Regions from separate parts of the Homo sapiens genome. Here region 1 is linked to region 2. A link is an interaction called in ENCODE POLR2A ChIA-PET data of the cell type or tissue named here. Cell type or tissue: Panc1. All regions are shown on one strand. Links, peaks and the distances in the headings refer to the core of each region. The heading gives the core; the rest is flanking DNA. Region 1 holds the start of SUGCT-AS1 (SUGCT antisense RNA 1). Region 2 overlaps SUGCT (succinyl-CoA:glutarate-CoA transferase).

Region 1 (16,398 bases), core at 5,050-13,049, 100 kb after region 2:
TCAAAGTCACATGGCCACTAAGTGGTAGAACTGGGATTTAAACCCAGGCAGTCTGGCTACAGAGTCCACGCTCCTATTATGCTACACTCCTTTTCAAGCATTCATTCATTCTACAAATATTCACACAACACCTGCTAGTTCTCCTGAAGCAAGCCATGAGACAAGAGTTTGTGTGCAGGTGATTCATTAGTGAAGTGCTCCCAGGAGAAATCAGTCAAAGGAATAAGGAAAGCAGGACTGAGAAGGGGAAGAATCCAAACAAGGGTTTGAAGGGCCTGCCTCAGCCTAATCCTGCGGAGCTGTAGTGTGTCCACCTCAAGGCAAGAAGCAGGGCCTTCATACTGCTGCACCACTCTGCAGCATAACACTGCTGTGGAGATAAACTTCTAGACAATCCCAGCTTTCCATATGTCTGAGTGAAGTGCCTCCAGTAATTCAAGTTCAGTCCTCTGGAGAAAGTTACAAGTTCAAGTTGTTAGGAACAAAGCGTGCTGAAGGTGGAGGATAGACTTAACAGAGGTCAAAAAGTGGACTCAAGGGATCTGGGCACAGGGCAAACAATATGTATTGCATCTAAGGCACTGTACCAAGCATTAGAAGAAGCAAGATGAATGAGACCAATACACTCCCCTTCAAAGAGATTATGTGTTGGCAGAAAGACAGGCATACTTTATGTAGGGTACATGGTGATAAATATTATAAGAGGGGCAAACACATTGCTAAGAAGTTAGAGAGAAGAGTAACAGCAAATGTTTTATCCCCTGGTTAAAGGAGTCACAAAAACATCATTAAAGATGTAGCATTTGATCTAGGTGTTGTAAATGGAAAGACTTGGGGAAAGCCTACAAGACCATTCAAACATGAGCAGCCACACCGAGATATGAAGGTATTGAGCACTTTCATAATCATACCACTCAGCAATATTGTACTTCCTTACAATATTGTTAGAATACTGGAATATTGGAATTTGTCATGAGTTCCCCAAAAAGTATTAGAAATACACACTGTCAGGCTCCACACAAGACCTACTGAATCAGACACTCAGAAGTGGGGTCCAGCAGGCTACGTGTAAACCAGCTCCGCAGGAGACTGTGATGCCTGCTTAAGTTGGAGAGATACTGTTCTATCACACCCAGGATCATGGGCCTGTGAAAGCTCAACCAAGCGCTAGACATCAGGCCACCTGGGACCCACCAGCCCAGCATCACACTCATACACACTCCTGGTCTGGAATGAATAACACCCAGGACTGAAAAGGGAGTTTAGACTAGATGAAGGGACAGTCATCCAAAGAGCAGCCTTTTGTGAAGAACAAGCTTGAGGCTCAGAATTCCATGAGGCCTAATCAGTGAGAAAAAAAAAAAAAGACAAAGAGGAAGGGTTTCATTGATCAGAGAGTGCATCCTGGACCATCGAGAGCTGACCATCCTCCCATCCATTTCCTGGAAGTTCTCAGAGTTCTTGATCTTCCATTTCCTTTGGGAACTGGTCCAGCTCTGGGGGCTCATAAATACCCACACTGCCTCATAAAATGACTGGTCAAAAGAGGATGAGGGCAGGCCGTACTACTTTGAGATCATATGTCAAATACTATATAGAACACCAGATATTTACTACAGAAAAAACTGTTGAGCAGTGACCATTAATATATTAAAGTATAGTTTATGAAGGAATAGCAGTTTCATGGGCCAGGATATGCAGAAGGAATAGCAGTTTCATGGGCCAGGATATGCAGAATGGTGACATGAATGTATGATGATGGGGACAGGCATTAAGGTCAGGATGAGGAACCATTAGGCAGAGGAGTGAAATAAACAGAAGTCATGCTTTAGGTAAATGATTGTCAAGTTTTGCAAAATGGATTAGAAAGGAGAGATGCTGGAAGAGGAAAAATCTGTTAGGCTCAAAAGTACAACTGTTGATAGGAGGAAAATATATGAGAAACTGACATATATGACATAAATTAAGAATATGACAAACACAAGTCTAAGGGAAGTCAAGGGAACATTTTTATGCAGACTGTAGATATCAATAAATACAACACACCTCTTCTGTAAAAGTCAGCTTTTTAGCTGAAACACCAAAGTCATTCTTACCCTCAAGACATTGGTCATTAAAATTACCCACACAATAAAACATAGTACAGAGAAGCTACAACTACACTATGCTGTTTAACTCTCACATTTACCATGGAAGTGTTCTAAAACATGAACAAGCTAAATGATTCCAGTTGTCTTTAAGACAAATGCATGCAATCACACTTTTAGCTTAAACCTACAAAAAGATTCATTCCCTAACAAGTTGGCAGGTTATGAATGAACAAAATGACAATCTACATGCCACTAAACTCTCCAGATCTGTTGTTACATTTAGGGAAACCATCCACCATCAGAGTTAGGCATTATCTTATTATCAGCTCATCAAAAAAAGTTATCATCTGCGCAGATTTACAATTTAACATTAATATCAAGTATTTATTGAGTGCTCATAATGTGTCGGGCACTATGCCACTTACATGCCTTACAACATTTATTGCTGAGCACAAAGAATTAAATGCATTGCCTAAGTTACACAGCTTTTAAGTAGAAAAGCCAGGATTCAAATCCAGATCTGCAGACCCCAGAGTCAGAGTTCAATGCACTAAGCAACTTTTCTTCACACATTAGCCTTTTTAATTTAATCCTCCTAACAGTCCTTGTTTGAGATAGTCATTGTTATCACCATTTTACAGGTGAGGAACATGAAACACGAAGAAGTTAGGTGCCAGGTTAGCCCACTGGGAAGATCTGATCTGAGTTGTCTAAGTTCCCAGGGCAGGGCTGCCCCACTATCTGATATAGGGGATACTCGCATTGGAGGCATCCTCAATATTTCCAAAACACATCAATAGTTTCTGAGAAAGAAAACAGAACATTTGAAACATAGCCCAGCTTGTGCACATGCACACACACACTCACACACACACACACATAATGTGGCAGCTTAGTAAACGAGGTAGATGGTGTGGAAAGTGTCTACATTTTTAGCTTTTTACTATCAGTTAATGATTATCAGTCTACGTGTAGAGGGTGGACATATATCGATATAGATAAATACATAAATATCTATATTTAGAAAGAAATCACATGGATTAGCTGTGATTTCTGTAAATCCATGGAGAAATTCTCATATATTATTATAAAAAATAAAAAAATTATCTCGATAGAGAAAACATGCAAGTGCAATGGCATTGATCAAGGGTTACATCATTCGCGGTCAATTTTCCATGTCTATTCTGTATGATACAACTCTTAAAGACAACATCAATCCAGAGATCATATACATTTTCCTAACTAAAGACCCTTTGCACTATCTGAATGTTATTTTCTGAAAGAATAACCCTTAGTTAATTCCTAGGAGTTCCCTAATTTGCACCCATACCTCAAATTCAACTCATTCTTTCTTTAATGCATCAGTTTTCATTTTGAAGAGAGAACGTATACAGCATGACAAAAGTAAACTCAGAAACACTGCAAGGTATTTTGTTTTTGAATGGGGAACACAAGTCCAAAAGTAATTATTACCTGCCCAAATATTTCCACAAACTATTGTTACCATTTTGAACACTTTTTATCAGTATTATTTTAATTCTGCAAGTAAATATCTTCTGCTCAACAGACATGCAAAGATCATTCACTCCCATTCTTTAGGAGAATGGCCAGAAGCATCTCAAACTCTGAATAGGGAACGAAAGATGCAAGCTCAGCCAGGTACAAGGTCTGCAATCACAGCCACAGCTTCATATAAACAGAAATCAGGATTTCTCCAATCCTGTGATTATGTCAGGAAATCTCAAATCCCTGAACCAATTGATTAATACAACGATGATGGGTTCAGGAAACAAAGCTGGGTGGTGGGGGTGGGGATGGGGGGCTGGAAGGGGCTGGGCAAGAAAGGCTACACTTAAAACATAATTTGCCCTTTTCCTTCCATGCCTATGGGGAAAGTGTGATGGAAGATGTCACCCAGATTGCAGCCTATGTGTTTGGGCAAAGTTCTAGGTTATCATTTATGTATCCTACTTGCACTTTGATCTTTGTCATGCTGACAAAGGAAATGAGTGGAACAAGCCAGGCAAACCCCCAACGCATGGTAATCATGACAGATGAGTGGGGGAGTTGAGCCATTCCAGCTGTCCTCGCAGGCCATCACCAGGCCCTGGGTGATCTATTAGTAGGGTGAGCCCAGGTGCAGGGACTCCGCTCCAGGCTCAGAGAGTGCAGCCCCAGCCATTAACTGATGTAAGCCATGGAGTAACTTATGAAAAAAGCATGCAACAGGAACAGCAGTCAGGAAATGGTTACAAATTAGAAACAGAGGTATGGAGGGCAGAGGGGCCTCTCATGCCACAGTAATAAAAGCAACTTCCTCTTTTTCCTAATTTCAGAACCACAGAGTAGAATTCTCTCCATATGAAATTCCTCACAAGTCGCAGGCTGCACTAAACCACCGCCTGTCCCTTTCAATGTATCACAGTGTACTCACATGGAAACAGATGTTGCCGCCTTCCTGTCACACTGTTAAGGGAAAGTGTGCTGTGACGTGGGGAATGGTGACCTATGAACTCTCAAGACAATTCTCTAGCACCTCATAGATGCTTTTGTTTTCTAGAAAATCGGGATCCTTAAAGTTTGATAAAGCATTCCAAGATGGTGTAGCTCAAGTTTGATGAGTCTGATAGGCTCTGTTATTGAGCTGAAGGGAGCCTCTCACAGCTTGCAAGTCAAGTACAATGCTGACCTGTGAAAGCTCCTTGATTTCACTCTGACTGTCTTCCTCAGGCTGGCTGACTCAGCACCCTTGCCTCAGACCAGCTTCCTGTACTGGTCAGAATAATTCACCCTCTTATCTGTGTCTTCAAGATTATTTTTACATGGCTGTATTGTGACACTTATCCTACCACATTGTAATCAGTCATCATGTTTATGTTTGTCTCTCCAACTGAACGGTCTCTTCTTGTGGACAGGATGTATGCCTTCTACTGCCTTCCATCCATAGGAGTGATCACTTATGGTGCCCATGGGTGTATGTGGAGTGAATGATGGATACACTTCAGCCTGAACTGTCAATGTTTATTATGACCGAGCACAACATATATATTTATTTCTCTTTCTGTCTGTTTTAGATTGTATACTTCCCTGTGATTTAACTAAGCCATTTCTCTGTTTACAAACTTTGAAAGACAGCTTAAAGATGTTTTAAAGTTATATGTGAGTATAGGTTGAGTATGTTTACAGAGGATAGTATTCCTGGTAGCATTCAGCCTGGAAGTCAATTCTCTCCCTCAAAAGACACATAATATCCCTAAGGAAAATAAATAGAACGTTATATTCAGCAGAAACGTACTTAAACCTCTTATTCCAGAAATCAACTTTTCAATGCAAAGGCCAAAACCGTCACTAAGGATCACCAAAGGGTGGAGTGGGAACTAAGAGAACAAGAAGTTTGTAATCCATAAAATCACAAGTGTTCCAAGAGGAGGATGTCCTAGGAGAACCTGCTGGGCAAAGAGCATGCCCACTTGAATACAGAGGGCCTGAGAAAAGAGCTCAGTGAGGGCCTCCGAGCAACAAGGCATTGCAGAGACATGGCACACTGCTGCCTGAGGGAAGGCAGGGAGAAGGCTGCCACAGGCACCTGACAAGACAAGAGAAAAGAGAAGAAAACAGGTAAAATGGGTAAAACAGAAGGCAAGAATAAGGGAAAGTGCTGCAGTAAGATTTTGTAGCCAGAAGAGGAGAGCTGTAGTACTATAGTAAATGGATCCTGAAGAACAAAGATGAAATGTATGTGAACTCTGAAAAACATCTAGAGCCCCTTGCGACACCTCAAAAGACACAATGAGAGTAAAATGGAAAAAGAACAGAACAATGGCTATTCTGGCTAGGAAGAACCTGCTAAGTGAATTGAAACTGGTGGACAAAGGGAAGTATATTCATATTTGATTTAACTGTTCAAATAATTATTTAGTACCTTTAGTTAATGCTTTTGCCATAGCATATGATTACATGGTTCTGAAATAAATGCTTTTGGTTATAAGTCTCAGAATAAGAGCCCTGAAAGGATATTGTATGTATAACAAATGCTTCAATGTGTGGTTGCTCTCCTCTACCCAAGCAGGCATAAACAGTTCTTGATGGAATCTGCCTCTACTCCTGCTTTCTCATACAAGAAGAGAAAAGGTACAATAGAGCAGAATTGGTGTCAGAAAGCAAACGCAACTTCATGAAAGACTAGGTATTCCAGGGAAGAACAATTCTGGATTGTTAGCTAGCAGGAATACTTAGTAACACTAGCAACACTGAACACAATACAAATAGTCCTTCCCTATACGAAGAGATACAACCAATAGCAGAGGAGAAGGCATTCATATCCCATAAAAGGAAGAGGACCAGAGTCACAGACAAGACCAAAGAGGATTTAAATTTGATTAAATTTCTTAATCGGGTAGTAGAGCCACCAGCATAGATAACAATTTATGACTGTTTAGAGTCTCTTCATCAGGTGGTAGAGCCACCAGCATAGACAGCAACTGATGATTGTTGATATCCTAAACCACTGATTGTAAAGTCTCCCAACCCTTCTCTCAGCTTCCAGTGTCTAGCCCTTGCAATCTATCTTTTGTGACAAGATCAAAGTAATCATCCTGAAATAAACCCAAACATGCTATCTCCTCCTTACAATCCTCTCCTAGTTGCATTCCACTGCCTATGAAATGAATTCTCAATTGTTCTAGGACAGCACTGTATATTCCTCAGAATCTGACCCCGAGCTACCCTGCCAGTTTTATCTTCCACTGTCCACTCCCCTCATCTTTTTCTTCTGCTACACAAGACTCTTCAACAACTCAGAAACATTTATGTATATTCAAATGTCTATACTGCCTCCTCATGCTATTTCCACACTTATAACCTGCTTTCCACAACTCACACACCTAAATCATATTTATCATTCAAGGCCCTCCTCAAATGTCTTTTTCTCAATGAATCTTTCCTTGGGCCAATCAATCATAATAACTGTTCTTGCCCTTATGTTCCGACCACATTATGCTAATGTCTGACTGCATCACCACTGAAAACTGACATACTAGAGAGTTGTGTGTGTCCAATGTTCACACTAGATAATAAATTCCTAAGGCAGAGGTACACTGTCTTTTCCATCTTTGGTTTCCTCCTAGACAATTTCAGCCAAATGCTTGCATTTCTTTAAGGCTACCTCTAATTTGACATTCAACTAAATTCAGTCATTATTCCAGGATTTATTGTTTATTCCTAGTCATTACAAAAGAGTTTTATTTTTAATATTTTCTATTCATAATTCATTAGCTAAGTCTACAGAAAGTGTATTATCAGACCTAATAACACATAAAAGTCTCCCTTGAAAGAGACAGAATTTTATATTGAGCAGAAACATAATGAAGCCTCTTATACCAGAAATCAGCTTTTCAATGCAAAGGCCAAAACCCTCACTAAGAATTTAACCAAAGAATAGGGTGGGAAATAGGAGAACAAGAAGGTTGTAATCCATACATTCACAAGTGTTCCAAGAGGGCCATCAGAAGGAGATCCAAGGAGAAACTGTTGGGCAAAGAGTATGCCCACTTGAATATAGAGGCCCCAAGGAAAGAGCTCAGTGAGGGCCTCCGGGTAACAAGGTGGTTATTAGGCAATACACTCAAGTCAATTATTGCATGTTTACTTAAAAACTCAATACAAAAATATAAAATATGATACTTCCCTTCAATAAATAGATAAGAAGACATGGATTGGGTGTCCGAAGATAGGAAAGGATGAATAGGAAGAGCCAGCGGGTTTTTAGGGGAATGAAACTATTTTGTATGATAATACACTGATGGATATGATACATGTCATTATACACTGTTTTAAATCCATAGCATGTACAACACAAAGAGTGAGTTCTAATGTAAACAATGGAGTTTGGGATGATAAGGATGGGTCAATGTAGGTTCACTGATTATTGCAAATGTACAACTCTGGGGGTGGGGGAATGCTGATGACGGGACACTATGGATATGTGGGCACGTGGTATATATGAGAAATTCTGTATCTGCTGCTCAATTTTTCTGTGAACCTAAAACTTTTCTAAAAAATAGTCTACTAAAAAAAGAAAAAGTTGGGTGCCATAGTTCATGCATGAAATCCCAGCAATTAAAAAGGCTGAGGCAGGAGGGTTGCTTGAAGACAGGAGGTCAAGATGCACTTAAGCAACAAAGCAAGACCTGTCTTACAAAAACCGTTAAAAATTTTAAAAAATTAGCAGTGTGCCATGGGGTGTGCCTGTAGTTCCAGCTATTCAGACAGTTTAGCGGGGAGGAGCATTTGAGCCCATGAGTTCGAAGCTGCAGTGAGCTATGATTGTACCACTACACTCCAGCCTGGACAATAAAATGAGACCTAATCACAAAAAAAAAAAAAAAAAAAAGAAAGAAAGAAAAGAAGAAAGAAGTTTATAGCTTATTTGGAGGATTAAAATTAAAACACACAAAAAGTAAAGAATGCGAAACAGTATAAAACTGAGGTCACTAAATGAAATACTTGTGTTAAAAAGTTGTAGAAAATATATCTAAGATTATAAGGCTAAAAGGAGACAAAATAGTTAAGAGTTGACATGATAAGGAAAATAAAAATCCCACTTGTAAGAATTTGTTTTAAAAGAGTAAACAGACATGTGCAAAGCTCTATGTATGAAGCTGTATCTCAGCATAAATTACAAACAATCTTGATATTCAACACTGGATTAGTTAAATAAATTATAAAATATCCATAAAGCAAATACACCAAAATGATTAAAAATAATCCTTTCATAGGTATATGTATGTGAATGAAAAATGATAATATATCAGAGTATTATTTCTAATATTTTATAAAACTACACATACACAAAATTTTAAAAAGCTATAAAGAGAAGTAACCTCTGATCCTTGAATTAAGGAAAACATTTATTTCCTTCTTTTGTTTATCTCTATTATCTGCATTTTTATAGTATGCATTTACTTTTTGTAATTCAAATAAGAGCTGAAAGATAATCTTAGTATCTCAGAACAATCTGGAACTCAATGTTGGCATTCCCTCCTTTTCTCTCTGAATCCAAAATTAGATATAATAAGATTAAGTCCATAAAAAAGTTTTGAAATAAATAAAACACTCTACTTAAAGTAATAATAATAAAAAAGACATAGCCATTATAAGTTTTTAAGGAAGGTATGATGGTTATTTTATGCATAAACTTGACAGGGCCACAGGGTGCCCAGACATTTGGTCAACCATTATTCCAAGTGTGCCTGTGAGTTTGTTGTTGGAAGAGATTAACTTGTGAATCAGCAAACTAAGTACAGTAGCTCTCAACCAATCAACCGAAGACATGAATGGGGACAAAAAGGCTACGAGGGAACTTTGCTTGCCTCGCTGTTTGAGTTGGGACATTGGTCTTCTCTGATCCTCAAAGTGGAACCACATCACCAGCTTTCCTGGCTTTCCTGCTTGTCAACTGCAGATCTTGGGACTGATCACATGATTCAATTACTCATAAGTCACATGCATATGACTAGTCTCTTCTGTAGTTGTCAGGGTTCTCCAGAGAAACAGAAACAGAAGCAATAGGAGATATATCTCTTATTACATTAAGTCTCCTATTGCTTCTGTTTCTCTGGAGAACTCTAATACATAAAAGATTATGATTAGAATTATGCTTGAAGAAGGTTAATCTTATAATGGCATGCAGAGCGGAGCTGGGCAAGGCCAGAGGCTAAATATGGAGCCAGAAAGATACTGCAGAAAGTGAGCAAAAAGGATGAGTGGATGGCCTGGGGTGGAATCCGTGAAAAAGGGCAGATTGTCAGTCTCAGGAAATCAACAGGACTGAGTTCTAACTTCAGCTGGGCTACTATGCCCTGGGGTAAGTCACTGCCCTCGCCTAAGCCTCTGATTCTTCATCTATAATGTGAATTTGATAGATCATAAATCTTCCAGGGTCCTTTTCTATTCTATGAGTCTAAGAGTCTGTTGTCAATAGGAAAAAATATTTAGAGGCTTTTATTCAAACTGTGAATACATTGGCTTAATTTTGTTGTCTTACACTGAATATTCCATCAGTGCTCAATAAATAATACATTAAGCCAGCTCTTTTGGACTTCAGGCTTTAATTTTAATGCCCTGACTTTTGGCAAACTCTTTACAATATCAATTACTTTATTAACTTTGCAAACATATAATGAAAAAATGGGCACATTACTTTGAAATAGGCCTGTCTTAATCTAATTACCTTTCTTAAGGAAAAAAGCCAATTTATGAGTATAATTATTTCATATCAAATAATTTATTGATAATGAAACATTAAATAACCACAGCACTTGATGTAATTTGAGGACAGCGCACAGGAGTTAAAGTGAGGTTCCAGTATTCCAAAGAGCCATGCCAGTGTGATACGTGTGAATTCTTTTCCCATTGGTCTGCTACATGTAATGATGTCCTGTGTCTAAGTCTGAGCTAGGGCAGGAGGAAAGAGTGTTGTTAAATTTATTCCAAATAGAAATCCCATGTCAAAGGTGAAAGACATTTGAGTGCTGGGCTTGAAGATTAACTTCCTGGATGTTGAACTTCATGTGATCCATATGATGTATGATTCTGATTTTATAGATACACATGACTGAGCCTATCTGATCAAATTAAGGCAATCTTACAAACAAATCAGTAGGCCACAGATGCAATAAGCCCACAGAGAGTGCATTGTTTGAATCACATTCATTAATGCCATCTTCATCCCCATCACACAGTTCTCTGGGTATTTCCAAAGTCAAATGTTTAAAAGAACACACCCATGATTCTTCTGTGGCAAGCATACTTTGTTATTCTCTATATAACTGTAAAAATCAAACAGAAAAAGAAAGGAAGAAAAAAGGATGGTACACCAAATCTCTTTTCAGCCTGTTATCTGATCTCTTAGAACCTGGACACACAAACCAACTCTTACTTTCATAAAATTATTCTCCTTCCTTTGTCTTGGTTTCTTTTTACAATGAAAACTGGATCTAACAGCGTTAATGTCCGGAAGCTTTCAGGTAAGGCCATATTTTACATCATATTTTATTGGTCTTGGCAGTAAACTTGGAATTAGCCATTAAGTCAGGATTTCTCATCTCGTCAACTCCAGGAAAAATGCAATAGACAAAGGAGAAACAGCCAGAGACCTTGACCAACAGAACTATATTAAACCAGTAAAACAAAAAGTATTCCATGTGTGCTCCAGTAAGAAAGAAGAAAGGAAGGCTCAACATTTCTATCATGAGGACTTCTTCCAGCAGAGAGGCTCCACAGGAGACCTTTCATTGACCTTCACTGAGAAATACCGAATATGTCATGACTTTCTTCAACTCCACCTCTTCAGTCCATGCTATCAGTTGAGGTTTATGAGAGCTGAGCTATCATTTCTAAAGACAGAGGAATTTGTTCCAAAAATATCTGGCTTTCCACCCCCACCTTCATTTATAAAACAAACCATCTAAGTCTTTCAGGCTATTTTTCCACCAGCTTGTTTATAATGTGGTAATGATTATGCTAATACCAGTTGGGAATACATTCTATGTGGACATGTTGTGGGAATGTGATTGGAGTGTGTGGGGGAGAGGAGAGGGCTGTATAAGTGCATGAGGAGAGCTATTCTATAAAATTATAGTACATGCCCTCTTTCCATATTTACTAGTTTTTGTAAGCTCCTTCTCAAATGGGAAATAGACCATGCTTCCTTTCCAGAAGGATAGTTATTGAATAACGAACACCATGTGTTCTGCTATGTCTTATTTGTCTGAGCACTCTGCAGCTATTTTCTAAACCAAATTAATAACAGTATACTAAACTGATTTCCCTAGTGAAAACTGCTGGCTACTACCAATGTCAGTATGTACACCCCACTGCTCCCCAAAGCTTAGGTAATCACTGCATAACCAAAGTCTACAACAGCCCCAGAGTGGGGGCAAGGCAGCTTTCATGGTACACAAGGGAAAATTGACAGCCTCTAATTAAATGAGACTGTTTACACAAGCGATAGAGTATTACAACACTTTCCCTACAAAAAGAAGAGAATGTGAAATTTCAGAAAAGACAGATTTAATGTGGAACTTGTCACCACCGTCAGCTTCGGCATGATAAAATGCACATGGAAAGTCCCTTGCAGCAAGCCCGCTGCAAAGAAGATTCTTCCTTCGTCTGGGTCAGAGGGTGTGGATGTCTCTAAAGAAAATGCTACCTCTCCTTTGCTCACACACCCACTTGCGGCACAGTGAGCTTTCCACAGCATATATGGGATCTGTGGGCTGAATGCTGGAGACACAGGGGCCAGAGCCTGGCAGTGAAGACTCCTGGGTTATGGAGGAAAAAGGAAGTATCTCCTTTCTACAAATTAAGAAAATGCACATCCACATGACAGCTTAACACAGGACACCGGGTGTGTACAGAAACTGCCCTAAAAAAAAAAAAAAAAACCTCCCACCTTCACCCAAGCCAAGTAAGTTGTAAGCAAAGACAACACAATTCTGGTAGTCAACTGATCTCAAAAGGGATCTCTAATTTTTAATATTACATTACTCCAAACTAGAGTGCCTCCTTACCAAGTATGATTTTTGTCACATCAATATATGGGCATTTTTGTGAAGCCATACCTGAAAACAGGCTTCTGTTTTCTCAGCTAAACTCTCAATAAATGTTGGCAGTGATGGAAGTTTGGAATACTTTCATATTTCAAATGTGGTGCTTTTGTTCCCAACTAAATATATAGGCACATATACTTATTATTAAAACACACTCTACAAACTCCCTACTGGGGGAATTTTAGTTCCATTTGAACATCACAACTAAAACATTCTATTCATTCCACAGCATGTTCACTCTCTCCAAGTAAGAATTCTTTCTGGTGTTTTCTGACATAAACCTAAAAGTTCATTATAATTTGCACATGAAAAATCCTTTTAACAGTTAGAATCAAAAGTAGCATGAGTTAATGGTCCAGTCCACCAGATAAACTTTTGCAGGTTTCCATCTGAAAGTCATAATATAACCTTTTATCCTGTGTGTCATTGGTACAGAAGGTTTTGCAAGGCAGGGTTCTTCAAACTGCAAGATGTTAAACAGATGTACGGCAGAGTCTTCCAATCCTAAACTATGAAGAGCCTGTTTTCAGTCTGTGTGTTGCAGCCTTCATTTTTTAAATTATTTTATCAAGATCTTCAGGTTTGCACATTTCATTTGTGAAAATTTTGTACTTGTTATCATTTTTTGAGCTGCATATATTTTAGAGAACTAGATTTTAAAACATACTGTTTTTGAACTAAATAAAGAATATTAATTTAAATGTTAACATGTAAAATCATATTTTCAGCAGGATGATCTCTGCTTCCTACAGCAGGTGCTGGAAGCCCAATCCCAGATGTTTTGAAGTGTAAATAGCAAGGGAGGAATTTGAGAAATGGGTAGAGATGCCAGAAAAAGGAAGGCATAAATTAAAAACAGACGTATTGAAACATTAGTTCACATGGACATTTTGGCTTTTGTTGTTCACTGGTGGGCTTCTATACTTAGCTATTTCTCGTGTCACAAATGTCACTTTCTAAGACACAGCCATAGCAATTGGCCTAAATGTTCACCTAGCCGATGAAGCAAATTCTATTCCTACATTGACCAGAAAGACATGTCTGACATTCCTTTTCAGAATGCTTGAGACTCATAATCCTACCTTATAGATATGGCCATTTCCCCCATGTTTAACTACATAGAAGCTCGGAGTTTAACTATATCGAATCAGTGTCATAAACAGGGTTCCCTAAAGCTTGAGCCTCAGTCTTTGCAGTCGAAAGGCCCATTCTGCCCCTTTTGTTCTTACCCATTTGTTACTTGAAGGGATTTCAGAATACATAGCTCTAACAGAGTTAAAAGGGTGCTTATAAATGTTTTCTCCTTATTTAGCTTGATGTTGGCACAGCCACTCCATCATTTCAATGAGACACACATGAGCAAAAAGGCCTTTATTATATAGGCAGGCCTTTATAATATGGGCAGCTTCCTTCTCAAATATCCTTTTTTGCTATCAAACTAATCAGTACTATGGGATAATTAAATCCATACCTAGTGTAAGGCTGAGTTTTCACTACTTTAACCACATCATCGCCAAGACCCTCTGCATCTACATTGACAGGGATACAGAGAACAGCCCTGTTTTTCAAAAGTGTGAGGTATCCCTGGAGAAAGGGAGTAGAGCTATACCCGGCTGTTCCTCATGACTCTAGGATTTGCAGGACCTGTGGCTGAAAAGTTATTTACCTCTTTGAGACATGGTTTACTCATCTGTGAGGTGGATGATGATGATGATGATGATGACGATGGTTATGATTACATTGTCTATGTCATATGGCCTTTGTGAGGATGAATTAGATACTATGCATAAAGTATTCAGGCCAATGCCTGACACATAGTGCTAAATAACTGTTCATTATCTTTACTTTGCTTCACACATACCCTCTGCTCCAACCAAAGTGAACTCCTCTCTTTTAAATGATCCTTGCCCCTTGCCACTGTATTGCCAAGCACTTGCTGGTCCTGACCCTCCTCCCTGGTGGAAGGCTTTCTTCATATATTCCACTATCTCCTACCTGTGACAGCTCCCTGTCCTCCCCAGTATCTGTTTAAAATTTTACCCATTCTTCAAGATACACCTCAAATGCCACCCGCTCCATGAAATATATCCTAAACTCTTCAAGTTGTGACTTCTCTGAATCTCCAGGATTTTGTTTTTTCTAGTTTACAGGTGTGAATTTAGCATACTCCTTATTTAATGGAACATTATAATTATTGGTTCATGAATAGTCCCTCTGTTATATTTACATTCCTTTGTAATCCCAATCCAATCTCTAGACTCTTCTTCCCACAGGAAACTACTCTAATATATTTCATGTAACTTTTGAAAAATATGTACTGTATTATACATTCATTCTCATTTATATTACTGGATTCTGTGATAGAGCTCTTGCTCCTTTCTTGATTGCACCATGCTGGTTTTTACAATCCTTCCAAGTTTCCACAGGAATTTCTAATTATTGCATAATGCTTACTGCCCACACTTTTGACAATCAACTACTGCTCACCAGAAATGAATATGTTCATATCTGACCAATATAGACCTGTTTGAGGATTTTCTTAATCTATATGTCAAAGAGAAGAATTGCAGGGTCACAGGAATAGGTAATCTTATTGCCTAAGTAATGACAAACCGTTCTCTAGAATGTCTGCGCCATTATGCAATATCAACAGCAGTCCATGTTGGCCCCCACATCTCTACATTTCTGCCATTACTTGGCTCTCTCTGGTTTTCTAACTCTTGCCACTTTATTTATTGTCACTTTAGTGACATCTTATTATTGCTTTCATTTGTATCTCTCTCCTTACTAATGCATTTAATCTTCATGGGTCTATTTTTCTTGGCCATTTAGCTTATAGAGCCTGGAGGGCATTTTTAAATTAAAATGCTTATCTTTCCTCTTCACCCACTGCCAAATTATCAATTCCTTTAAGGTATAGGGTATTTTTCCTTCATTTTTGCACTCACTGTAACACCTACCATGGCACCTGAAACAACAAATAAAACATAAACACAAAAATAACGGAAGGAATGGAAGTATAAGTGGATGAGAACAGTTACATATTGCTCTTACTGCTCTCTTCTTGCCAAACCCATGACTTCCCTTGGCCAGCTGAACTGAAAATAGCAGCATCCATTTAATATCTCAAATACCATAAAGGAGGGAAGGAAGAAGGTGTTAATGCACAGAATTCTAAAGTTCTACTGCGACATACACAATCAGTCTCCTCGGTCCCATGTGCAGGGACACTCACTTCATTATTCACTTTTATGGACCAAATGGAAGTCAGCCTGGCAGTTCTGCCTTGGCAACTTCCAAAGCTCTGCTTTTCAATACAGGTATACAGCCTGGTGTAAGAAAACTGCCCTGTTTGCCAACATTAATATACCCCAGAGAGTAAGTAGGCATTTACCTAGCAGCCAGTGCAGGAAGCTGTATTTTCTGTAACTTTCCTGGTAAGGACAGAGTGACAATGGTCTTACACCTAATTAACTCTACCATCATGGCAACTTCCTTGATGTGTATCATAAAAGCTGTCCAGCCACATGGCATGGTAACTAGAAATAAGGGTTTTGGACTTGGGCAGACCTGTTTAGAATTTTGGCTCTGCAATATACCAGCTGTTACTATTTTGTTTCTCATCTGCAAAATGTGGACAATGGTCCTTACCTTACAGAGCTATTGTAATAAATAAATGAAATGATAAAGTACTTGGT
Region 2 (16,398 bases), core at 4,579-12,578:
TAAATGGGAAAAAGATAGGACTTTAAGCCGAGTTTGGGATTATAATAATATTAGGTCTCATATTAAAATAACCAGAAACTTATGGAGTCATCTCAATAGGAAATTAAGAGACGGAAAGGGGGAAGGGGTTCAACATAACAGAGTTGAAACAATAACTGGAAAAAACCAAGACCATTTCATGCCTCTATCTCAGAGTTGAGACTCCTCAATAACGAGGTTATACATCATATATTCATGCTGACTTGTAAATATTCAGAGATTAACAACATAAATGCCAACAGACAGAAGGCCTAGAATTCATGGACAAAAATGGCTTAATCGAAGACTTGATACAATAAAGGAATAATGTGTTTCACTGTCATTAGAGGCTTTGGTTGTTTTAATTCCCTTTCACCTAAGTTGTTCTAAGGTTTATATTTCATGAAATTAATAATTTAATTCAATTCCCTCTAAGAGTTTTCCTTGGTACTGTTGTGTCATGGATCACTAGATTTGGTGTCTGACTGAGGTTATCATCCCAGCTCCATCACTGAAGAGCTGCAAAAGCTTCAGCCAGACATTTATCTTCTTTCACGTTAGGTCCTTCATCTAGAAAATGGGGATTATAAAATCTACTTCATGGCCGGGCGCAGTGGCTCAGGCCTGTAATTCCAGCACTTTGGGAGGCCAAGGTGGGTGAATCACGAGGTCAGGAGATCAAGATCAGCGTGGCCAACATGGCGAAACCCCGTCTCCACTAAAAATACAAAAAATTAGCTGGGCCTAGTGGCGGGTGCCTGTAATCCCAGCTACTTGGGAGGCTGAGGCAGGAGAATCGCTTGAACCCGGGAGGCAGAGGTTGCAGTGAGCCGAGACTGCGCCATTGCACCCCAGCCCGGGCGACAGAGATTGCGCCACTGCACTCCAGCCCGGGCAACAGAGTAGGACTCCGTCTCAAAAAAAAATCTACCTCACGAGATTACTAATTAAATGTTACAGGGCCTGACTGAGCACTTGATACAGTATATGCGTTCTGAAAGACACTTAAAACAGAATCTAATAATTATAAGTTTGTAGATATGATAGGCTAGCATCGATTGACATTATTGTCAATCTCAAATACAGCACAGATATGGTACTGACATACCACTACCATGGAAAAATTACTTCTGGGATGACAACAACAAAGGAAATTATTCCTTTCTTACTCACCAAGGGGAAAAGAAGCATAATAGATACATATATATCTCCACAAATTCTATAGCAGTTATATACATATAACTGTTTTCATGGAAATTTGATTTATAGCTTTAAAGAAAAAAAAATCACCTTAAAATCATGTAACCCCTAATGTATCCTTTCCCTGAAGCTATAAACACACCTCCAGTTATTCTGTCCAACAAAAATACACCACAGCAGGTGGAGTCACAAAAAAGTAAACGGTTTCAATCTTTTCATTCATTTCAGTCTATTCCCTCAACAAAAACTTCAAACTGCAGGTGCATGCAGCATACTTCTGCTATGACAAGAGCAGTGTATCTCTGTAACCAGGGCTTCATCTAATGATGTGTGAACTAAATGTTAACTGCAGCAAAATGACTCCAAGCCAAGAAAGCCCCAGTTGAGGGTCTTGCCTGGAAGAGGGGCTAAACCACAGGAACACACCAAAGAGTGGGGTTGGATCTCTGGCCCTCGGGAGATCATCATTCTTTCCTTCCCTTCAACTTCTAATGTTTCGAGAACAGTGCAAATTAAATTGGAATTCTGTTTGCAGACATTCCTCATTTTAGGGTCCAAATTTGATTTCAGTCTGGAAACTAGCATCTAAATGAGTTTGAGAGAGGAGTAGGTTTTAAGAAAGGTCAAGGAGTAGGTTTTAAGAAAGTAAAACACTAACCAATTATTGTAGGGAATCAGTTTCACATCTGGAATTGGTTACATGTGGGACAGAAGGAAGAGTTTTCTTAGGACAGTTGGTTTAATTACACTTTTTAAAACAAGAAAGAATAACCTAATCTCAAATGCAAACCGGCTACCTCTAGCTAGTGGATCTATTTGCTTCTCATCATATTTCTACCAGAATTATTAGTACTATATCCACAAATAGTTTCAATCTGTTGTTGCTTAAGTAAGGCAAACTTTGGAATATCCCTTTGAGGTACACATTTTTCCTGGGAGAATTAGTGTGTTAGGGTCAAATCTCGGTGTTCAGACATCTTGTCTATTAAAAAAAAAAAAGATGCTATGATAATAAGCATGATTTTGACTTAAGACTGACCAAGATTTTAAAATACTAGCTGTGTGACTCTGGGAATGTTACTTAATCTTGCTTTATCTTTTCCTTATCTGGGAAATATGGATCATTCTTATCTTAAAGAGATCTATATTATGATTATTATATTAAATTGTATAGCATATGTAAAACAACAAACAATTATGACTATCTGGCTATAGAAGGTAGTCAATAATTGTTAATTCTCTTGCCCCTCTCGGCTCCTTCCTTCTATTATTTAACAACTTATTTTTCCAAAGGCAATATGTTTTTGGCAAATATAATGAGACAGGAAGCTCAATATAGCCTACAACCTAAAACATCAGTAGTATGGCACAGAATACAAGAAATTAAGCATATACATGGATTTAAAAGTATTCTCCATTGGATATGGCCAAAAAAAAGTTTATTGTTGTGGTTTAATACAGTTCTTGAAATGTATCTCCTGGCATATATTTTTATGATTGTGGTAAACTGAACATTTTTGATTTCACCACTGTCCCCTACCCCTCCCCTGACCTTGCCAAAAATAGTAATTACTCACATATTGTGATCATCTTGACCCTCTGTAAGCAGGACAATCACTGTCCCTGGCATTAAAGAATATCCTGGCTCAGAGTGGGTCATCAGCTTTGTAACTGACGCCTCCATAACACTCAAGGTTACCAGTGGACAAGTTTGCAAAGTAAAACTTTGTCAGAGTAGGGGAGAGAATTCTGCTTTCCTATGAAGTTTAGTGTAGCTAAGAATAATGCTGAAAGCAGTATTTTACTCCCAAGGAGCAGGTTATAACCTTTTCAGTGAAACCCAGCCAGTACATTTATAGCACATTAACACTAGTGAATGGAAAAGAGCGAGAGGGAGAGAGGATATAATTATATAAATTTTTTTAATTTTTAATTTTTTTTTGAGACAGGATCTCCCTCTATAATCCAAGCTAGAGTACATTGGCACAATTATGGCTCACTGCAGGCCTGACCTCCTGGGTTCAAGTGATTCTCCCACCTCAGCCTCCTGAGGAGCTGGGACTAAAGGCACACGCCACCGCACTCAGCTAATTTTTTGATTTTTTGTAGAAACAGGGTCTCGCTATGCTGTCCAGGCTGGTCTTGAACTTCAGAGCTCAAATGATGCCCCGCCTCAGCCTCCAAAAGTGATATTGCCTATAATTATAGTCACCTAGCCTATAATTATATTTGTTAAGGCATCAAGGCATTGGTTGTTTTAATTGCCTTTCGCCTAAGTTGTTCTAAGGTTTATAATATATTTCATGAAATTAATAATTTAATTCAATTCCCTCTAATTGTATTGTCTATTTTCCCCCACTTGAATCTGTGTGCAGACGTAAATCTGTAAGGTTGAGTTAGGGGACAGATAGTGGACCAGTGCTGACCAAAGAGATCACAGTGACATCTAAAGATGATTTCAGAAACACCAGATGCTATAGACCCAAAGTGGTGGAACAAGGCATCACAATTATCCAAAGAAAAGAGAGTTGTTTGTCCACATTTTGAAAGCCCCTAGGGACAGTTTTCAGGCACTTGGTTTGGGTCTTTGTGTGTGTGAAGCATATAGTGCAGGACGAGATTAAATCGATATTTAAATGACATGCAAGACACGGGAACCACTTGATGTGGTTGAGCATTTGCTCTCGTTACACTCTGTTCTGTTTATAAACATTCTAGCTATGTGAATAATAAAAAGCCAAGCACAGGCCTTTGTCATCCCTTCATGATCTTTCTGGTACCGGAGGAGCTTAGGAGGAGGTGTTGAGTTTTTGTGTGCTAAAGCTTGTCAAGGGCACATCAAAATGTAATAACGAAATCAACTACTAGACAGATTGGATGGCAGATTTTGGCAGCTAACAAGGAGCTTTCTCGTTATAGGATGTGCAAGCTTGTGGGTTGCACTGCAATTAGAAATGAACTTTTTTTTTCCCCTGAGCTCTTCTTATCCTTTTCATTCTCATAAGTGACAACAGCAAAAGACTAGTTCTCACTCTCTAATGTACTCTATCCATCTCCCTGTTGCTAAAGTAACTAGCATCTTAATTTAACATCAAAATTTTAAAAATTGGATCAATGCTATTCAGTGTTTGTGAGATATTGATACCTTATGGGAAAGTAAGTGATATATTACTTAAAACTAATTCTCTTGACTTCTTTCTATGTATGCAAAATATCCTTTTGGTATCCTTTTTTTTTTTAATTGTTGTTGTTGTGGTTTTAACCATATGTCTCCAGTAGGAAAGCAAGATCTTTGTTTCTTAACAGCTGATATGTACTTGCTACTGTGTCACACAGGAGTCCGCAATACTGTTAGCGGCAACAAAATCATTTCCACAGAAACTAAATTTAGCTTTCAAGAAGAGAAAAACAATACTATTTTTCTGCTACTTAATAGATGGATTTCATGTGAAACAACACAATGAACCAAGTCAAAATGTTTTTCAGGGATTAAAAATAAGACACCCAAAGGTCCAAGTGGTTCCCTCAGAGATTCACAGCCTATCTGGGTGAGGATTAGGACCTCCTGCAGCTGACCAGGCAGCTCCCAGGCAATCAGAACAATTCCAGAAGAGAGGAGAGAAGAAACTGAAAGGGAGGGAAAAGGAGATGGGGTCACTGAAGTCAGCTTTTTAAATACACGTCGGAATGTCCATTCAAGAGTCAGCTAGCTTACTAAGCCATTTTTCCTGATAGGAGGGTTGATGTATACAACTGTCACAGAGTAGAAGTAATGGACAATAAATTCATAACATGCTATAAATTTTCAAAGGACAAGAAGTTTTTATTTTGGAAAAAAAATAATAAGCTCAAGAATTGGGTATTAAGTCCTTAAGAGATAAGAAGAACTAAAGAAAAGAACTAATCCCATATTCAACCCTTTTTTATTTTACCAGAAGAAAAAAGAAATGTAGTTACACATTCAAGTGTTCTTTGAATAGTCCACCATTTTAAAATGCATTTAATATATGCCAGGTGCTAGACCAGGATCTGGGGAATCAGAGGTAAACTAGAAACTTCCTTTGCCCAGCCATGGTCAAGTAAAAGTAATAAGGACAGAGAGGTGCTGAGACTAACTTATGCATGGTGCCCAACAGAGATACAAAGATGAAATCATTAAGTCTCCTCTTCATGGTAGAGATGAAGCTGAAGCTGAGTCCTAAAAAGTGAACAGGCATTTTCAAGACAAACTGGGAGGAAAGGATATAATAGGTAAGGGAAAAGCCAGTGGTCAAAGCCTGGAGAGTTAGAACAGAGTGTGAGGAAAGAGGCAGATCTCCAGAATAAAACAGACATGAGGTTCTGAAGATCAAATATTCCACAAGAAGGGAGTTTGGATAAGAAGGTCATTAAGGTGCTTTAAGATGGAGGGGACATGATCTATGCCCTTTACAAAGATCTTTAGGCAGCACTGTAGCAAACAGATCGGAGAGGGAAAGTATTATTATAGCAATACAGATTTTTCTTTCAAAATAATGTTTGGTGGAAGCAACCAGTGCAATTCCCCCAACTTCTTGTTCAAATATCCATGAAGACAGAAAAAATACTAAAATAAACCTAAAACTAATATCAACAGACTATGTCTGAATTTAGGAAAATGTGCAATAGCTATTAGATAATTGGAGCTAGGCTGAGATGCATCTGTCTCTATACCATTCTATTTTCAGACACAGACCAAAAACCAGAAAGCCACTGAGTAGTAAACATGAAGGTGGAGGGAGATCCTAGAGGTAGAATAGTACAGCTTTGAAGATGGAGATAGACATAACCTTGATATCACAAATGTATTTTTTCATGTATTCAATCAGTTCATCAAACCAGAGAAATAAGAAGGCAGGGCAGGAGTAAGTTGTTCTGTTGATAGAATAGAGGTGCACTATAATTTATGCCTGTTAGAAAATGGGTGAATAAATGAATCTGCCCTCCACATGCAAAACTAAGAAAGTAATTCAACCTCAGGGTATAAAGGACAGTTTAGCTTCCTTATTTACTGAAAAATACTGAAACTGAACACTTGTTTGAAGATAAGTAAAAGGAAAACCAACATGGAGAAAATGATTTGCCCAAAAAGGAATAAGAAATAGCATCCAGAAAATAGGGAAGAATAAAAGACTTCATAACATTCATTTATTTCAGGACTGAGTAGAAATTTCATGAAAACATCTGGCTTCTTCAATGAGGACAAAAAGTCAAGGATCTAGGATGGGATCAAATAATCTTAAGGAAAGAACAGGTGGAGGTAAAAAGATACAAAGATGAAATAAAATGAGTGATGACAAAATGAAAAAATAATTGCAATGGCACTAAAACCCCATTATTAGAATTAAAATATGCATTGAAGGAAGGGCAGAATCAATGACGCATAAACTCAAACAAAAATGCGGTGGTAAGCACAGAAGTTTCCTTAGAATACAAAGAAAAGAACTAAGCAGGAAGAAGGAAATGAGAGCTACAGATGATAAAACCCATAAAACCAAGTTGAGGCTGAATGATGTTTCTGAAGAAAAGAATGAAATTAAAGAAAGTAGCAACAATCAAAGATAAAAGATTAAAAAAATTCTATGAGATGAAGAAAGTCATGTGTAAGCAGTTTCAATGGTTCACAGCTTAGTGGTTCACAGGAAAACCAGTGAAAAAAATGCATGCCTAGGCACATGATGATAACCTTTAAAAAGTACAAAGTTTTTGCAATCTATTCTTCTGACAAAGGTCTAATATCCAGAATCTACAAGGAATTTAAACAAATTCACAAGAAAAAAAAAACCATTAAAAAGTGGGCAAAGGACATGAACAGACACTTCTCAAAAGAAGACATTCATGTGGCCAAGAAACATGAAAAAAAGATTAACATCACTGATCATTAGAGAAGTGCAAATTAAAACCACAATGAAATACAATTTCACACCAGTTGGAATGGTGATTATTAAGAAGCCAAGAAACAACAGATGCTGGTGAAGTGCAGAGAGATAGGAATGCTTTTACACTGTTGGTAGGAATGGGAATACATGCACACATATTTTCATTGCAGCACTATTCACAATAGCAAAGACATGAAATCAACCCAAATGCCCACCAATGATAGAGCAGATAAAGAAAATGTGGTACATATACACCATGGAATACTATGCAGCCATAAAAAGGAACGAGATCATGTCCTTTTGCAGGGACATGAATGGAGCTGGAAGCCATTATCCTCAGCAAACTAATGCAGGATGAGAAAACCAAACAACATTATGTTCTTGTTTATAGGTGGAAGCTGAGCAATGAGAACACATGGACACAGGGAGGGGAACAACACACACTGCTGCCTATTGAGGGTTAGGGTGGGAGGAGGGACAACATTAGGAAAAATAGCTAATGCATGCTGGCTTAATACCTAGGTGATGGGTTGATAGATGCAGCAAATCACCATGGCACACATTTACCTGTGCAACAAACCTGCACATCCTGCAGATGTACCCTAGAACTTAAAATAAAAAAGTACAAAGTTGAGTGAAAAAGTCATCAAATTCTGCAATATGAGGCAACAAATTTTGATTATTCTTAGCAATATCCTTTGCAACACTAAATACCAAATGAAAATGGAGGAGTATCTGATTTATTGCTGAAAGTTGGCTAAAACATGTCCATGGGATCACTGCCAATTATTTCTGCCTAACAGATTATAAGAGGAGGTAAAACACACCCTACAAAACATATACACAGGGAGCGGACCAAACCTTTAGTGTTGGATTCCTCTAAATGATCTCAGATTATTCAACCCTGCTTAGAAGTTACAAGAGCAGAGAGCTGAAACCAACATGTTTCAGGCCTCTAAGATGGCCTCCAATAGTCTGCATGTCCTGGTACACACTACTGTGTAATCCCCCCCTTTGAGCACAGATTGAATTTAGTTATCCCCTTCTAATGAATAGAATGTGGTAGAGGTAGCATAATGTCACTTACAAGATGATTGGCTTCTGTCTCAGCCCTCTTTCTCTTCCTTGCCCTGAGGACTCCTGCTGTCATGTTGTCACCTGCAAAACTGAGATACCCACGTGGCAAGGAACTGAGAGAGGCCTCCATCCAAGAGCCTGTGCAGAACTGAGGCCCTTAGTCCAACATCTTATGAGGAAATGAACCCTGATTTCAAATTCCCCCCATTTGAACCTTCAGATGGGAATGCAGCCTAGGCCAGCATGTCAACTGCAGTCTTCTGAAAGGCCTTAGGCAGAGCCATCCAACTAAGCCATGCTCAGGTTCCTGACACAAAAACTAGGAGATAATAAATGTTTGCTTTAAGTCATTACATTTTGGGATAATTTGTTATGCAGCAATAAATAACCAATATATTACAGGTTAATAATGAATAAATTTAAGAGTAAGAAAATAGTAAGTGACTCTTTGATCTCTCCGTCTCTTGGCATTCTGAAATTTCTACCATATGGACAATTTTTGAATAACTGAAAATTACTCTTGGTCTTGGGAAGGAAGACGCCTTTAGTTTGAGCAAGAGCCTCATATACATATTAATACCATTATGTCTCTATGTACTACACAGATTTAGAAATCAGCTATTCAACCAATTAAACCAACAATCAATCTATCTTTAATAACAAAATAAAATGTCCAAAAGAAATCTGAAAATAGAAGATAGAATTAATATAGAAAATATCCTAAATAATTAAGTCTACCACCCCAGAGTTTATTTAGAAGGCCTGATAGCATAGTGCTAGAGATCACAGAAGCAGTGGCTATGCAAAGGTTATCTAGTAACTTAGGGCAAGTTACATAATCTCTCAATCCTTCCCCCCCCATCTGTAAAGCAGAGGTGTGACATGTAAAGACTATCACGGGGGCATGGTACCTACTCAGTAAATGTGACATACTATTATTACATTGTAAGAGGTAAAAAGTGGCAAAGAAGACAAAAATTAAATTTGCTTGACTTCTGATCTCAAGCACAGGCATCTCAAATACTGCTGTTTGAATCTTAATTCTGACAATTAAAAAACATAGGAAAAAAAATATTTTGAAAAATGGAAAGGTAGTAAAACGTACAGATTTCAAAACACCAGAGAAAATATAAGCAAAGAAAAAGCTCAAAAATGGAAACCTAAGTAACCATTTAAAAAACAATAAATTAGTGAAAGAAGTTTTAGACCAATTATATTAGTAATGATAACAAATAAGAATAGCTCTCTTAAGTTTTTAAGAAAAAAGTTTCATAAATTTGTTCAAAGAACAAAATATTCTCATTATATTAGTTTCCTAGAGCTGCTGTAACAAATTGCCTCAAACTAGGCGGCTTAAAACACAAAAATGTATCCTCCCACAGTTCTAGAAGTCCAAAATCAAGGTGCTGGGAGGCCCGTGCTCCCTCTGAAGGCTCTGAAGAAAAATCCCACCTGGTCTCTTTCTAGCCCCTGGTAGTTGCAGGCCATCCTTGGCATACTTGTAGCTGAAATGAAATAAAGTAGCAATAACACTTCGATTCCTGCCTTCACCTTCACAGGGCCATCTTCCACACAGTGTCTGTGGCTATGTTTCCTTGTAAGGACAAAAACGCTCTCCTTGTAAGGACACCAGTCATTGGATTTAGGGCCAACCCTAATCAACTATGACCTTGTGTAAACTCAATTACATCTGCAAACACTCTATTTCCAAGTGAGCTCACATTCACAGGTACCAGACACAGGTGCCAGGGGTTAGGACTTCAACGTATCTTTTGGGGAACACACAATTCAACTCACAACTACGTACTGTGTTCAAAAGGTATATACCTGAAAACAACTGGAAGCAATTTAAATATATGACAATAAGGAAACAGGCCAAATAGCATGCATCTATATAATCAAATATTTAAAATCTACTAAAACTTTGTGGAAGACTAATACATAAAAATATCAGTGATGTGATAAAACTAAAATTATTAAAATATAAATAGATGCTTAAATATGCAAAAAGATATAATGACTGCTAATTATGTATGTATATATATACAGAAAAATCTTAGGGAAAGTACACTGAAATATTAATCATCATTGACTTTGTTGGTAGGACGAGATGATTATTAGTTTCATCTTCATAATGTTCTATACTTTAAATATTTTATTACAGTTAAAACGCTTTTCTAGACTTTTGTAGTCTTTGCATTACAGCAGTAACAGTAAAGTATATTTTTTATACCCATCTTCTGATAGTTGTGAATATGCATCTGCGCTTTTTGAAGGGATTGAATCAATGTTCAAGGAATGTGCGGGATGTAGGATAGCTGTGGGTTTACTCATAAGGTAATAATGAAGATTATACACCAATGACTGGGTTTACAGTCAGGATCTCCTACTTGGTGGCTATGTGAACTTGGGCAAGTGGTCTAACTTTTTTTTTTTTTTCTGGAGTGCAGTGGCTCAATCTCTGCTCACTGCAATCTCCACTTCCTGGGCTCAAGCGATTCTCCTGCCTCAGCCTACCGAGTAGCTGGGATTACAGGTGCCCACCCCCATGCCTGGCTAATTTTTGTAGTTTAAATAGAGACAGGGTTTCACCATGTTAGCCAGGCTGGTCTCCAACTCCTGACCTCAGGTGATCCACCCACCTTGGCCTCCCAAACTGCTGGGAGTACATGCGTGAGCCACTGCGCCTGGCTGAGGGGCCTAACTTCTACGTGTCTCACTGTCCTAACATTAAAGCTGGATATATGATAGGGCTTGTCTCAGAACATCATTTTAGAAAGGTTTTTGCTCATATATTCAATAAGAATAATAAGTCAACTGCTTTTCACCGATAATTTGACCAGCAATTTCCTATGGAGTATCTGATAGTATCAGTAGTACTTTTGCACCAACCTAATATATTCTGATTGAGTACATTCTCCTGAAATGCAGTATGATGACTTCAATGACAAACAAGGCATAGTAGTCTGAAAGTGACCCCTTAGATATTTGTGTTTGTCTCTCCCCTACCAAATACACAGGTAAGTTTGATATATTTCCCAATATTCTTTGATATCCTTCAAGTGCCTTGATATAATAGTGATTTAATGTTAGAGACTTTCAGTTACTTTTCCAGCCCCCAGTAAAAAATGGCCACAGGTGCTGAGGGCCCTGATATTATCTGTTCCTGCTTTGCCCTGTCAAGCTGCATGTGCTGAAGGCCTGTGACACTCAGGTGTACCCAGCCCAGCTTCACTGAACTCTAGCCAGTGTGTACAGAGCACAGCGGTCTGGATTTGCCCACTACACTAATTCTGCTGGCAGGTATGCCTGATTTCTGAATCAGCAGCAGCATCCTGCTCACCCTGATTCATTCATGCAACAGATATTCATTGAGTGGGAGGCCCTGTACTTACTAGATGCTGAACAAAATTGCACCTGCCTCCTCGAGTTTAGTGAATTAAAGCACTAAACAAATACAGAATGATCCACTGAGATAAACACCAAAAAGAAAAATGATATGGTACAAAGACAGAGAACAAGAGGAAGAGGTGACCTGGTTAGATTGGGTAGTTGGGGAAGGCCTGTTTGTGGAGGTGACAATAAATTAAAAACTTCAAGGATGAAAGTAACCTGCCGTGCAAAGACTGGGAAAGACTGGCCCGGGAGAAGAAATAAATTCTGCTGCGTGAAGGTCCTGAACAGGAAAGCACTAGCCCAGTAAAAATGATAGAAATGAAGCCAGTGAGTGGTGCAGAGAAGGGAGGACAGATATGAGTTAGCTAAACAGAGACCAGACCCTGCAGCACTTGGTCTTGTAGGACACAGGAAGAAGTGCATTTTGATTTTGTTTTAATTTCACTGAGAAGGCATTGATGGGTTTTAAACAAAGAAAAAAAACCCAGCTATTTAAATTACATTTTTACAAAAGTGGCTGCTTTCTGAAAAACAGATAGAAAATAGATAATAGATAGAAAAGGGTAGAAGTGGAAAGACTAATAAGGAGGCTATGAGGAGTCCCAAGTGAAGCATAACGGGGCCTTGAACTAGTATGGTCACAGAGAATTGGAAGCATTTGAGCTTTATGTTGGGAAAGCCATAATAGAGTTATATTATATGTGGGGAAGAAGAAGTTATATTATATGTGGGCCATTGCTAGGATTCTTGCTTGAGCAAATGGCTGGCTGGTGGGGTCATTCATTGAGATAAGGATAGACTTGAGAAAATCTTGTTGGGGGTATCTGGTAGTGGTGAAGATGAAAAGGGGGACTAGAGTTCAGTCTTGAAAATGTGGTAACTGAAATACCTGCACATCCAGTATCCCAATGGAGATGAAAAGAGGCAGTTAGATATCCATGTCTGGAACTGAGACATGGGGTCTAAGCTCAGGATGAAAACGTGGAAGTTGTAATTGGAACTGCCTTGTGAGACAGTTACCACTGCGAATAGAGCCTGAGCCTGAACCCCAGCTTGATTGGCAGAGAAGCTGACCTCCCACCTGTTCCTCTTCACTGTGCAGTAGACCCAGATCTACCCTCGGATCCCACTGGATCCCAGGTGTTTGATATCGAGACTGATATGACCTAGAGATTCCTTGCCAGGCTTCTATACCAAAGGTCTGCCTCCTCCAATCTGAATCCAGTCTATACTGGACCAGGTGTCTGTGGTCTACCATGAGCGTGTATTTAAATGAGTATTAGCAGAAAGGTAGTGTCTTTCTGAGGAGGATGAATCCACAGTGCTTCAGGGAAGTAGGGTAGGAAAAATGTTGGAACAGATGGCCTTCTTTGCAAGCAATTGAATAGATATTGCTCATGTGGTGTGAACTGAGGAGTACACAAGAGAGGCAAGCCCTGATATGTTTATTTCATGTCCACTTAGTCCCCGGCCCTTTGTACATGGTGGGCCCTCCCACACCACATTCCAGCCTGGGAGACAGAAAAGAGCCACGGCCCACAGCACCAGGCTCTGGTGTTCTTCTAGGACTGTCCTCTCACTTGCTCTCTAGAACAATGAGGCTCTGATCTCCTTGTCCAACTCCCTAAGAGCGATGAGGACATTTTAGGCAGAGCAGCCAAAAGGACGGAAGGTGTGGAGTTAAGATGCAGCCCATGTAACAGCCACCAGCAGTTCAGTGTCTCTCCCCGCGAGGTAGGTGCTGACTAACAAAGGAAAAGGAGCAGGAGATAGCAGATGGGGGTACAGAACAGCAGCACCTGCTCTACAGAGCGATGTTGACTCATGAGATTAAAAGGCCTGCAGCGGGCAGGAAGAAGGGACCAGCAGGGGAAGCATGTTGAAATGTATCATGCTGTAAGCACTGGAGAACACCTGACACAGAAACACAGCCACAGTGCGGTTGAGGGAAGGTGCAAGATCTGCCTTGCCCGTGGACCCAGGTGCGGACAGGAGGCTGGGCTCGCAAAGCAACTCGGGTAAACCCCATAAGCCAGTCTGAGGAGGGCAAGTTTCGGTGACGGCAAGCATCACACAGGGTCTGCCCACAAAGGAAATGAGGAGACGAGGAATGACAGGAGCTTCCTCCTGCACACGGAATTCGAGGAGCTGCCAAACTCCCTAATAGCATGGCTCCCTAATAGCTGGCAACTGCCTGACAGTTCTAAGAGTGATGAAATCCAGAGATGAAAGGGCTTAGCATCCCTGAGCAGAGAGTGCCTGTGGGTGAGCCGACTGCTCATTAACCTGGGCTGAACACCCTGCATGGTTTCTTGGGATCAACAAACACAGCTGTAGGAAGTTTAAAAAATTGACACCTTTCTTGTGAAACATAGATCCACCCATGGTGGCCCACAGGGTTGTGAATCAAAGCTGAAATGCAGAGGCAATGTGAGGAAAAGCAAAAGCATGATCAGTAGTGAGTGGCTCCATAATCCAGAAAGCAGTGATTGAGGGGTAGCTGTGGGCACAGCCCAGAACCAGAGAGGCAGTAAGGAGAGAGAACATTCAAGGGGACAGGATCTTAATCTGGACATGGAAGGCACTTTAAGACAGATCAAGATCAGGAGACAGGGTGTTCGCTATATGGGGGAAATCAATAATGAACTGCCAAGGAATAAGGATTTATTTGTCAGAGTTTCTCCCAGGAAACCTCCGCCATCTTTCCCCCCTCCTATAGTTTCAGAACTTACAGAGAAGCTGATGCAGGAGTCAGTTAGGGATCAATCTATCATCTTTATTACTAGTAAACCTGGACCAGAGAATGTGGCTAGTATCTGAGGTCACGATCAGACTTCCTACCTTCCCGCACCCATCCCAAACGACAGGTTTTCCAGAGGCAGACGCACAGCTTGCCCAGTAAGATTAGCACAAAGGGAAAGAAGAACATGTCCTGCCCGCAGGCAAACTGGGCTGACAGAAAGCAAGCCCCAGGGGGCTGAGCCATAGAAAGTCAGCTACTCTCCCCAGTTAGGCAATCAGATAAGTCCCCCCTTTCCTTTGGGAGGGGGCTGGCAGGAAGGGTGAAAGCTTCCTCCCTTCCTAGTATTTCCAGAAGGACAGATGTTTCCATTTTACGGGCCTCAGTAGGGATGCCTGGAAAGGAAGAAAATTAGCCTCCTTCCATTGTACTGGCATATATCGTCAGATTGTACATTCTGATATTTAGAGAAGAAAAATTCAAATGAGCTAGGAGAAGGCCTAGAGATTTTTTTGATCCACTTGTTTTCAAATGTTTTCCTTTTAGCATTGAACTCTTTCTTCAGATACAAAACAAAAGACAGAGGTGTTCTTGTTGAATGGGACAAAAACGTAAGAGGTGTGGGAAGTCCAGGCTCAACTAAGAGGACTCCCCTCTCCTCCCTAGCACCATCCAAAAGCAACTCAGAGGAACCCGGCACTTCACACTATAGTTTCCAGACCTCTGAAATGGTTCTACTGCACTGGAAAAATGTTAAGCAGAGAAGTTATGTGACTGCCCAAATTGCACAGCTGAATCAATGGTGGAGGTACTCTACTAGGATCCATCACGGTTTGGCTCATCTTGACAAGGTCCTAAAATCAACACAGAGAGCTTCAAGTCACTTGAAAGGGACTTATATTATTAATACCAGTCTAATTTCTTCTTATCTTGCAATATACCTCATATTCTGATGCCCATAGGTCTTAGAGGAGGCTGTACCTAGCCAGGAAGTTCACACTGAAAAATATCACTAAAAAGAGTTGTGCCACTGCCAGTAATACAGATCTTTGCAAAGTGGCAAGTAATTATAATCCAGATGGTTTAACTGGAGGAAAAGTGATGAGCTAATGGAGCTTCCAGTCACCTCCAACACAATAATTTGAATAAGGTGTCTTTTTCTGGTTTTGTTTTTGTTTTTTTGCCGCCCCTTGCCAGAAGGGACCAGTCAACAAAAACAACCATTTGTCACAATGGGCAGCTGCTAATTCGACCATATTGCCCTCACTATAACCCTGGCTTTCCATGAGCAAGGAGGCGGTGAGGTGGGTGTTTCTAAACAAACAGAAAAAAACCAATTCGGCTACTGCATGCAGAATCAGGTTGAATCACATGAAATCCAATGAAATGGAAACACTGAATCACATGTTTTTGTAAATCATAAATGGCCAAATACTGGCACTTTAATATGTTTCAACCTGTATTTCACTGGCCTGGTTCTCAACTGACTCTTACCTTCCAGTATTCCAAATAACAGGCTTTAGTCCCTTGTTCATCCCTGATTCTGCCTCTTAACTTAGGACAGGGACCAGTAAATATAGTGCAGCCTTCTACTTAAGGTTCTGTGGACTGAGCATGTCACAGGAGTTATATCATGCCCTTCCTCCAGCTAATACTGGTTCTTGTCCATTCCCTTCCTTCTCCTTACCCTCAGTTCATGCCCACACACCCACAATCATACAGAGACTGCTGAGACCACCAACTCATTTCATACCAACTGCCAAACACTTTACAGAATACAGAAGAACTTTCACTACTTTCAGAGGTCACAGGAGGGCCAGGAACCAAGGTTTAGTATCTCTGCATTTGATCACTTATTCTTCCCAAGAACATCATCGAAAGTATATAAAAACATTTATTTCTATTATCCCCTTCATAATTATATCCACGGCATAATCTCTGCAAAAGCATGTGCATGCTTTAAAAAGCCAGTGAGTGTCAGGGGAATTCAGATCATCAGACGTTGGCAAGCCAGAATATCACTATTACCAAACTTACTTTACAAAACAAAGTGGAGGTAAAGACCACGGG

The links. ChIA-PET counts read pairs that join two places held together with the same protein. Peaks named below come from ENCODE experiments on the same cell type or tissue, not always from the same donor. Only the 100,000 strongest peaks of a DNase experiment are listed, where the experiment ranks them.
Region 1: POLR2A ChIA-PET joins it to region 2 with 10 read pairs; 2 of 35 experiments call an interaction of 5 or more read pairs at or near these places.

What each region holds. Positions count from the first base shown.
Region 1 is chr7:40,540,270-40,556,667 of GRCh38, reverse strand. The region is part of intron 12 of SUGCT (succinyl-CoA:glutarate-CoA transferase); the gene reads right to left. SUGCT-AS1 (SUGCT antisense RNA 1) reads left to right here and starts at 9,649. Exons shown (of 2, transcript NR_183314.1): 1 at 9,649-9,954. RefSeq lists an enhancer at 4,764-5,058. In Panc1, for the core only: no CTCF peak of the experiment used is centred there; a DNase peak (open chromatin) is centred at 9,558.
Region 2 is chr7:40,642,056-40,658,453 of GRCh38, reverse strand. The region is part of intron 12 of SUGCT (succinyl-CoA:glutarate-CoA transferase); the gene reads right to left. Among named protein-coding and RNA genes, the nearest start is that of SUGCT-AS1, 100 kb to the right of the region's middle. In Panc1, for the core only: no CTCF peak of the experiment used is centred there; no DNase peak of the experiment used is centred there.